Regions from separate parts of the Homo sapiens genome. Here region 2 is linked to region 1. A link is a loop called in an ENCODE intact Hi-C map of the cell type or tissue named here. Cell type or tissue: PC-3. All regions are shown on one strand. Each heading gives the region's core, and the rest is flanking DNA. Links, peaks and the distances in the headings are about the cores only.

Region 1 (4,364 bases), core at 1,007-3,506:
CTAGGGAGGTTGAGGCAGGAGGTGAACCCCAGAGGCGGAGCTTGCAGTGAGCCGAGATTGTGCCACTGCATTCAGGCCTGGGCGGCAGAGCAAGACTGTCTCAAAAAAAAAAAAAAAAAAAAAAAAAAAAGCCACTATGCACACATTATAGGTATTTTTAAATGACAGGCCTTACATTTTTTCCTGGAAAAAAAAAATTGTCTTTTAGCTGTTTGCTTATCCTAATTTCCCCCCCAAATCTCCATGATTGGGAGTTTTTCAAACTTAAAAAACTGTGACATTTAAAATTTCTGGTAATTTGTTCTCTTTTTTCTTTTCTTTTTTTTTTTACAGCCAAATATTTAACAAAAATTTTAAGTATAATGTAACATTTTATTATGAAAGAAACAACTACTGGAAACTAACTTGCAACAAAAACCATTCTAGTATCTTTGCAGTACCCTTAGGAGATACCTAATTCTTTAAAGAGATGTTTATATTAATGAACTGATTTTAGAAGACAGAATTTTTGAGATCGCTTTTAGATACCTACAAGCTATATTAAAAATCACCAATAAACAAATTAAGATTATCTTTGACCTCTGTTTTCTGTTGGCCTAACAAATGTTTTTGCAGAGTTTAGGATTGCTATTTTGAAAATGGGAACTTGTAATTCTAAAGTACTAACAATCTGAAAATGCAGGATTGCTGGACACTCCTATGTGGTGATCCATTATTAGCTTCTCCTCCAACTATATTTGCCTTGAACTTGAGAATCTTAGTTTACTGTTACTTTTACATTATCAAGTGCTAATGTGTGAAAGGATTTTATTATGCTTTTACTACTCATTTCATGATATGGTATCTTATTCAATATTCTTTCACAGACTTGGGGATATTAGATATCAGGTCAAGCATTATGTTAAAAGCTTAGGCCAATCTTTTTATATGACCGCAATAAAGAATATATTCATTTCACTTATATTACCACATGGCCCTCATAAAAGGTCAGTTTCAATTGAATATAAAATACCTTACAAATGGCAAATCATATGTCATCAACAACACACCTATTATGAATAATCTATTTTCAATTACCACCTTCCCCTCTTTAAAATATAACTTGGAAATGTCTTAGAATCACTAAGAGATCTTCATTATGTATTTTGTGCAAAAGACATAAAAATTGTATATTTTTCTGTTTTAGTCAACAAAATATGTATGGAGTAATCACACTTAAATTTCAGTTAAAACAAGTTAGGTGCATCAGATATTCAGACCAAAAAACATGAAATTATATTTTTTCCATTTTGTTGTTAACACAAAATTTAACTAATTAACTGAATCAGTTACTCGGCCTGGGCTATTGATGATGAGATAATATTACAAGAAGTTATATGTATACACATAAGCTGGTTGCTGTGATTTAGGAGTGCCAATTTATTCTTACTCAGAACATGCTTAGCAGTGTATACAAAGGTTTCCAGTATAACAAAGGGTTGACTATATATAGAAATATAGGTTAGAATGAGCTTAATTCTATGTGATAACCAAGGTTGATTTTTACAACTGGAATAACAATTTCCTAGAACAGAAAAACCTGTAGCATATTTAAAAATGAGTTTTAACCTTTCTAGCCATGATTTTAAAAAGCACAGTCTTGACAAAACTGCTTAGTCCCCTAAAGGATATATTTTCAAAAGTATGATCTTATGTTTGAAAAAAAAAAAGTCTAAAAATGTTCTGTACTTTAAAAGGCCCACAAAAAGTGTTTTTTTTTTTTTTCTTTTTTAAGTGAGCCTCTGTCACAATTACTATAATCAGGAAAAATGGAATACAAATAAGCAAGAGCAGGCTTTTTCCCAGTACGACACTTCCTACAGCTATCTTCATTCAGGGTGACAATTTCTATTTTAACCTAATTAAGTATAAGAGAGGACCAGTGTCCTAAGCCATAAGCCTGAAGGTTCCTGGAAGTACTGAGCTGCTCATTACCTCCCGGGCACTGCTGGGAGCCGCTGCCTGAAACTTCTGGAAGGTGCCACGGATGCCCAGAAGGAGGCTCTGCTGCACAGCGCCAGCCTGTAGGTGCACCACCTTCAACCGCATTTCAGCCTGGTTACTGTGGAATTGATTTTCACGGCTCATGACAGAAGCTGTTTTCAGCCCATGAAAAGGAAGTGGCTGGAGCTGATACGCCTAACACAAACAGCAAATTGCTCCATGGCTTTCATAGCATTCGAGGCCTGTTACCTTAAGGTTCTAATGGCCTTTTAACAGTGTTTCCAGCTGAGCAGCAGATGTAAAGGATACTGAACATTGAAAGCACTGTTCTTTTTTCCCCTCCCTGAAAGAATCATTGTTTACAGACATTGTACCAACACCATATCCTAGGACCTATTCACTGGCATGTTAGATTTGAAAAACTGAAACAAATTTCAGATAAATAGAAAGTATTATCAGTGCCATAAACCTACCACCTTACTGAGCTGTCTGTCCTATATTACCACCCATCAGGAACTGAGATCACTGAGGACGTATTTTCACCATTAATAGGGGCCCCCATTTGGTAATATCGCATCAGGGAAAATAATTAATGGAACCCTGTGAAACCTCTGAAACTCCTTATACTTTAAATTGATTGATTTTAATCCTAAAAATTGCTGTGTATTTCTGAAAATAACACATTTAACATTTAGAATTGTATCCTTTCTGCCTTTGGCTTCCCTTTCTGTTGTTCTGAGTGTTTAGTTTCGTCCTCTGTTGGTAAGGGTTGTGAAATGTTTGCCTTATAGGCAGCTATGGGCTTCCTGCATAGGGAACATGAAGGCCTTTAAAAGGTTTGGTCTGTTGAAAGAGGTTGGCATTTCAGTCTTGTGGACTTTTGGGAAAAAAATGTTAAACATAACTGAAGAGCCCTTGTCAAATTGGAGGTTTTTCCATTTTAAAAACTAGAGAAATAGTATGTCTTTTGATTTCACTTTGGTCCAAGCAGCGCCTCATATTTCCACTTTCCAGTGGTAACTAGCAGAGGTAAGAGAAAAACAGCCATGCGGGTGAGTCATCATTCCTCACTCCAGGAAATGGCTCATTTTACAAGCTTTTGGAAGGACCTTTGGGAAGTTGTGAGCTGCCACCATTTTTGAATTGAAAATATACATATGTTGCAACTCTGATGTAAAAGGCATATAGTTCCTTTTTCCTCCACCTCTTGGTTTCTCCTTCTCCTTCTCTTCTTGCTCATATAACCTGTGTAGTTTTCCGCAGGAGCTCCCACTTGATGGGTAACAGGAGAAAACATTTTAGTCTGATCTAGTTGAAAATGTAGTCTGATCAGTTTTGCCTTTCTAGCTGACAGTCAATCAAGTGGGATACTTGCTGTGGTGCAGTGGCTTTGACTCCTGGCTCCTCTACTTAGCCTTTTCTGAACCTCTCTGTGCCTTGATTTTTCCATCTGTAAACAGGGGTAATAGCAATTCCTATCTCTCATCACTGGGATTGTGCTACACGAATGAACACTTCTAAAGCTCTTAGAATAGTATCTGACAAGTACGAAAGGCTGTACACATGCTTGTCAATTAACACAGAGTAGAGGAGGAAATAAATCTCTTAGATTGCGGAGTGATAAAGGAGTGACTCTTTCTCACGAAAGAAAACTGAGGGTCCTAGGGCTCTGCCCATTTCCAGGGCCCTGCTGGCCTGCATATCTGGGGGTGGTATACTTTGTGATCTGCTCTTATTCAAGTTGGGAAGGACCGGGTAACTAGTCCCCTTCCTTTGGTATTCACCCTCACATTGGCCTTTCTGGGCATGAAGACCTCCTGAGTCACTGGTTTGTCACTCAACTGGCCTCTGGCCCACCTCCAGCCTTGATCACTTGGCATGGGGGGACCATGACAAGCCTCTGGTTTGCAACTCCGCTGCTTTCTGAGTTCTTCCCAGGAGGGCTCTAGGGATTGCTGAGCCAGACCAGTGCTACCCAGGTGAGGGGTGTAGCTCTCCCTCTGAGTACTCTGTGCCCCAAAGTTGACCCTAAAGTTGGTCCAGGTAGCCCACCAGGCAATCTCTTCACAGAATCCTAGGCAGAATTTGGGCCCCACATCCTGCTTCCCTTTGGCTTCCCAGCATTGAGGCAAAGCTCAGAGAGAAACTGGGTGTATTAGTTTGTTTTCACACTGCTGATAAAGACATATCCAAGACTGGGCAATTTACAAAAGAAAGAGGTTTAATGAACTCACAGTTCCACATGGCTGGGGAGGCCTCACAATCATGGTGGAGGGTGAAAGACACGTCTCACATGGCAGCAGTCAAGAGAAGAGAATGAGAGCCAAGCGAAAGGGGTTTGCTCTTATAAAACCATCAGATCTCGTGAGACTTATTCACTA
Region 2 (4,364 bases), core at 1,093-3,592, 940 kb after region 1:
ACTGAGGACACATGGCAATGAAATGGAATACAGGATCCTAGTCTTCATCCTGGGCTAAAGAAAATGGTTGAAAGGATTTGACTGGGTCAGTTGACAAAGTTGGAATTCAGACAGTAGGTTACGTAAAAGTATTGTATCAATGTTCAATTTACTAAAGTTAATAACTGCAGTATGGGTGTGTAAGAGGTTATCCTTGTTCCTAGGAAATACACCCTGAAGTATTAAGGAGTAAAAGGCCACGATGTGTGTAACTAATTCTCAAATAGTGAGAATTATCTCAAAAGTTATATATGTTAACATATGAGTAGCATATATGAATACATTCTCATATATATACTCTCAAATATTATTCTTCAGTAGTATAAGTGATACATATTAGTATATAAGTGGTACATATTAGTATGTAAGTAGTAATGTGTATACTATCTCACATATATATATAAGAGAGAGAGTGACAGCAAGCAGCAGAAACAAATGAGGCAAAATGTTAACAATAGGTGATTTTGGATAAAGAGTATACAAATGTTTTTGTACCATTCTTATAAATTTCTATGAGTTTTGGATTATTTCCCAAAGAAGGAGACAAAAGAGCTTTCTTTAAGCTGCAACGATGAAGTAACAAGACTGGATTTTACATGTGGCACCTAAGAAGCTCTCTCATTATTTATACATATGTATGATATTGCACCTTCACTGACAGACTTGAACATTTCATAAGAAATGAGTTGATACTAGAAATGCTAGGTGAAGATTGCCCAAGTTAAGGCTGAATATAAATCTTCTTGGTATTCCATGAGATTCTGAGACATTTTATGGGAGTTTTGGCAGCATGGGCTGGCTAAGTGTAGCTCAGGGATTACTGGCTTTAAATGTCTTGAGCCAGTGTCAAGTTTGAGTTGAAGGCATTGGCAAGGTGTGGAATAAATGTGAATGGGGATAGAAGAGGATCTTTGGAGAGCTGAGTCGGTAAGTGTACACTGCACGGCATCAGGACAGTGAGCGATGTCCTTGGAAATGGCCTCTTTTTCCAGTATGTCATCATTTGTACAAAGCTTAGATTAAAGCAGGAAACAAGAAATATCTTAAGCTGGAAAAAAAAAAAAATAATAGTAGAGGCAAGTTTGAAGGAAGTAAAAAAAAAAATTGAGACTTATCTTTCCATTTATATAAATCCAATCCTCCCAGCCCCAGCCTTTCCTGTCTCTTCTATTAATGACTAGGGCAGAGGATCTTCCCATGGGGAGCTCCTTTTCTGAGTTAGAGATGTTCAATTTCATCTCCAAGGGGAACTGGTGAAGGTAACAAATAGAGTGGCTATGGAAAACATTAGAGAGCCAAACCCAGATAATAGCAAAATGATGCTCATATGAACTAAGTTTCCTGGTGTATAGAGAAGAAGCTTGTGTGCTGGATTCATATGAAAAATATCCTCTTATACTTGAAGAGAAGACCTCTCATTAGCACAAAAATGAAACCTATCCTCATATTTCACTCCTACCTTCATCTCTCACAATTCACAATTTTATGATTTTTATTAAAAAAAATAGTTTATAGGAAAATACCCACTTGGTCATCAAATAATTTATCTTCCATAGCATTTACTTACCTCAGCATGCTGCAATATTTTACATAGAGGTTGCTTAAATCCACTGCTGAAATGCAGGCAACTCTGGAAGAAAAAAAAATGTGTTAACAGATAAATGGCTCCCTACTTCATGCTAGTTAATCTTTGCAGCAAATAACAGAACAATCTATAAAGTATAGAAAGATTTTGAGTACTTGGAACTTTACTCTCTGAGCTGGCATTTTGCCACATTGGGGATAAAGCCTCAGGTCTTCCTAAAAGCACCATGGAATCCATAATAGCCCAGAGTGTGTGGCTCCTCATTTTTATATGTCATCAGAAAGATGGAATGCCAAGAGTATGTCTGGGGTCTGGGTTAGTACTAGCTCAAGGGAAAGGGTACCACGTAGTCAATCACTTCCCACATATGCCAGATCTCCCCTAAAGATTAGTCAACGTGCCAGTAAAATATGAGCCTGCATTTCCCATGCTATGAGGAGCTCAAGACAAGCAGACTAAATGTTTGTGATGTTGACATATGTTGGGGTGTTGTGATGTATGTACACTTGTATGCAGAGAAAGAGCCTGCCTTAGCCATTATGAGGTACTAACCAAAACTGCCTCATGGGAAAGGGCAACTGAGAGAATGTGAAGGGCTGGTCAACAGCACAGAGAACATTACTGCGCACCTCAGTTGTGCCCTCTGCTGGGGACTCAGTTTTTATATCAGGCAATGAAGTGGTGGGTGAGCCCCAATTTGGTGGTACAGGTCCCTGGTAGAGACATGTAGACACTAAAGTTCAGTGGGCATCAGTTTGCTGAAACCTGTGTTTATAGACACATGATGGTTTAATGTGAGGTGACCCAGGGAATTTGTTGAAACCAAAAATGAAGCCTTATTTTTGGGGATCAGAACAGTTAGACTAAGAGCTCTATGGGAAAACATTCTAAGAAATACACTTGAAACGGTGAGACTCCTCGTGTGTGTGTGTGTGTGTGTGTGTGTGTGTGTGTGTATTTCCACATATATCTATTTTATCCAACTTCAAAACTATTATGAATTCAGTCTTCTTTGCCACAATTAGAGAGGAAACTGTAATTTGAAAGGTTAGCAGATCTGCTACTGTTTCCTAATAGTTTGTATAGTTTCTAATGACCGGAATGCCACCCAGGAGGCCTTTATAGTGGAGCTATGTCACCATAGGAGCGGTCCAAAGTGAATGTTACTTAATCAGAGTCACCGAAGATGAAAAATGTAGTATTTCCTTTGCAAGCTGGTGAGGCTGTAATTTTCAAATGCCGCTAATGTAATGTGGAGTGGGAGGGGGCCGCCATTCCTGACCTCTGTGTTTTATCCTCTGCTTTGAATGGTTTCGGCAAAAATAAAAATTTCTAAGTGGCACTCATAATAACAGAACTTGAGGCAAAGGGATGCTCTTCGAGTGTGCTGTAGCATATGAAAACAGAACCTGGTGAGCATGCGGCATGCCAGAATACGAAAACAGAACGTGGTGAGCGTGCGACATGCCAGAAGGGTTCGCAGTGTCGCTTGGGGTATAGGAGAAATGCCCGTGTGCAAAATTGCTGTTACCCAGTGGGCTAGCCCGACTACAAAGAAAATCACTGAGATAAAGACATTGAAATGCATATGATCATTGTCGTCATGCAGTGAAAGTTCTTTAAATCTAGACCCCTTATCTCTTTCATGGTTTTCAGCAGCTGACTTTGGCTTTTGTCCACAGTTGAACAGGTCCTCCCTGCTTTTAATAGTGAGGTTGAGCTTTTGGCGGAATTCTAGATGTGGGCTTTCACATTAATTCTGTGTTCTGTAGTTTATCTGCTATGTTTTATGCTGGGGGTAAGTCTGTAATAGCTGCAGTCATTGTGAAGCTTATGATATAGTGGGAAAAACAGATATTGAAGATGAAATGACAAGTATGATTACTTTGATGTATGGGAAATTTAGGGTAAACAGGCATATATAAGGACAGGTTGCTAATCTCATTTGGGGAGTGTTATATATCATTGCAGATACAGTTATATAGATTTAAATATACTTGTAGCATATGTACAGTATATGTATACTCATACATGTACATATTTATTTATTAAAGTTGCCTGATTTAGCCAATAAAAGTATAGGATATATAGTTAAATTTGAATTTCAGATAAACTAGAAGTTTTTGGGGATAGGTATGTGCCATACAATATCTGGACATAATTACAATGTGGAGAGTGGTGTTTATCTGAAATTCAAATTTAACAGAGTGTCCTGCATTTTTTTCTGGCAACTCCAATGTATGCATATGTGTGTATGTCTGTGTGTTTTTGCATATGTGTCTGTATGTGTGTGTTAATGGCATTCACAGCAATCTAGATGGGATTGTAGACTATTATTCTAAGTGAAGTAACTCAGGAATGGAAAACCAAACATTGTATGTTCTCACTCATAAGTGGGGGCTAAGCTATGAGGATGCAAAGGCATAAGAATGATACAGTGGACTTTGGAGACTCGGAGGGAAAGGGTGGGAAGGTGGCGAGGGATAAAAAACAACAAATTGTATTTATTGTATACTGCTGGGGTGATGTGTGCATCAAAATCTCACAAATCACCACTAAAGAACTTAGTCATGTAACCAAATATGACCTGTTCCCCAAAAACTTATGAAAATAAAAATTTTAAAGATGAAAAAAAGAATACTTTAACTGAACCATTGAGGACCAGAGATGCTTGTAGTTCTGAAACTCTATACAGAAGCATGTGTTGTGTATCTGTGTATGTGTGTGTGTGTTTGTGTGT

The links. Peaks named below come from ENCODE experiments on the same cell type or tissue, not always from the same donor. Only the 100,000 strongest peaks of a DNase experiment are listed, where the experiment ranks them.
Region 2: a loop joins it to region 1, with 4 times the contacts of the local background. A loop is called at or near these places in 3 of 110 quality-filtered maps.

The regions. Positions count from the first base shown.
Region 1 is chr13:93,246,688-93,251,051 of GRCh38, forward strand. All of the region lies in intron 1 of GPC6 (glypican 6), which reads left to right. Among named protein-coding and RNA genes, the nearest start is that of GPC6, 22 kb to the left of the region's middle. RefSeq lists enhancers at 1,537-2,038, 2,039-2,538. In PC-3, for the core only: a CTCF peak has its summit at 2,049 (motif pointing right); DNase peaks (open chromatin) are centred at 2,074 and 3,034; H3K4me3 peaks cover 477 bases; H3K27ac peaks cover 1,852 bases.
Region 2 is chr13:94,190,519-94,194,882 of GRCh38, forward strand. All of the region lies in intron 4 of GPC6 (glypican 6), which reads left to right. Among named protein-coding and RNA genes, the nearest start is that of GPC6-AS1, 4.7 kb to the left of the region's middle. In PC-3, for the core only: a CTCF peak has its summit at 2,277 (motif pointing left); no DNase peak of the experiment used is centred there.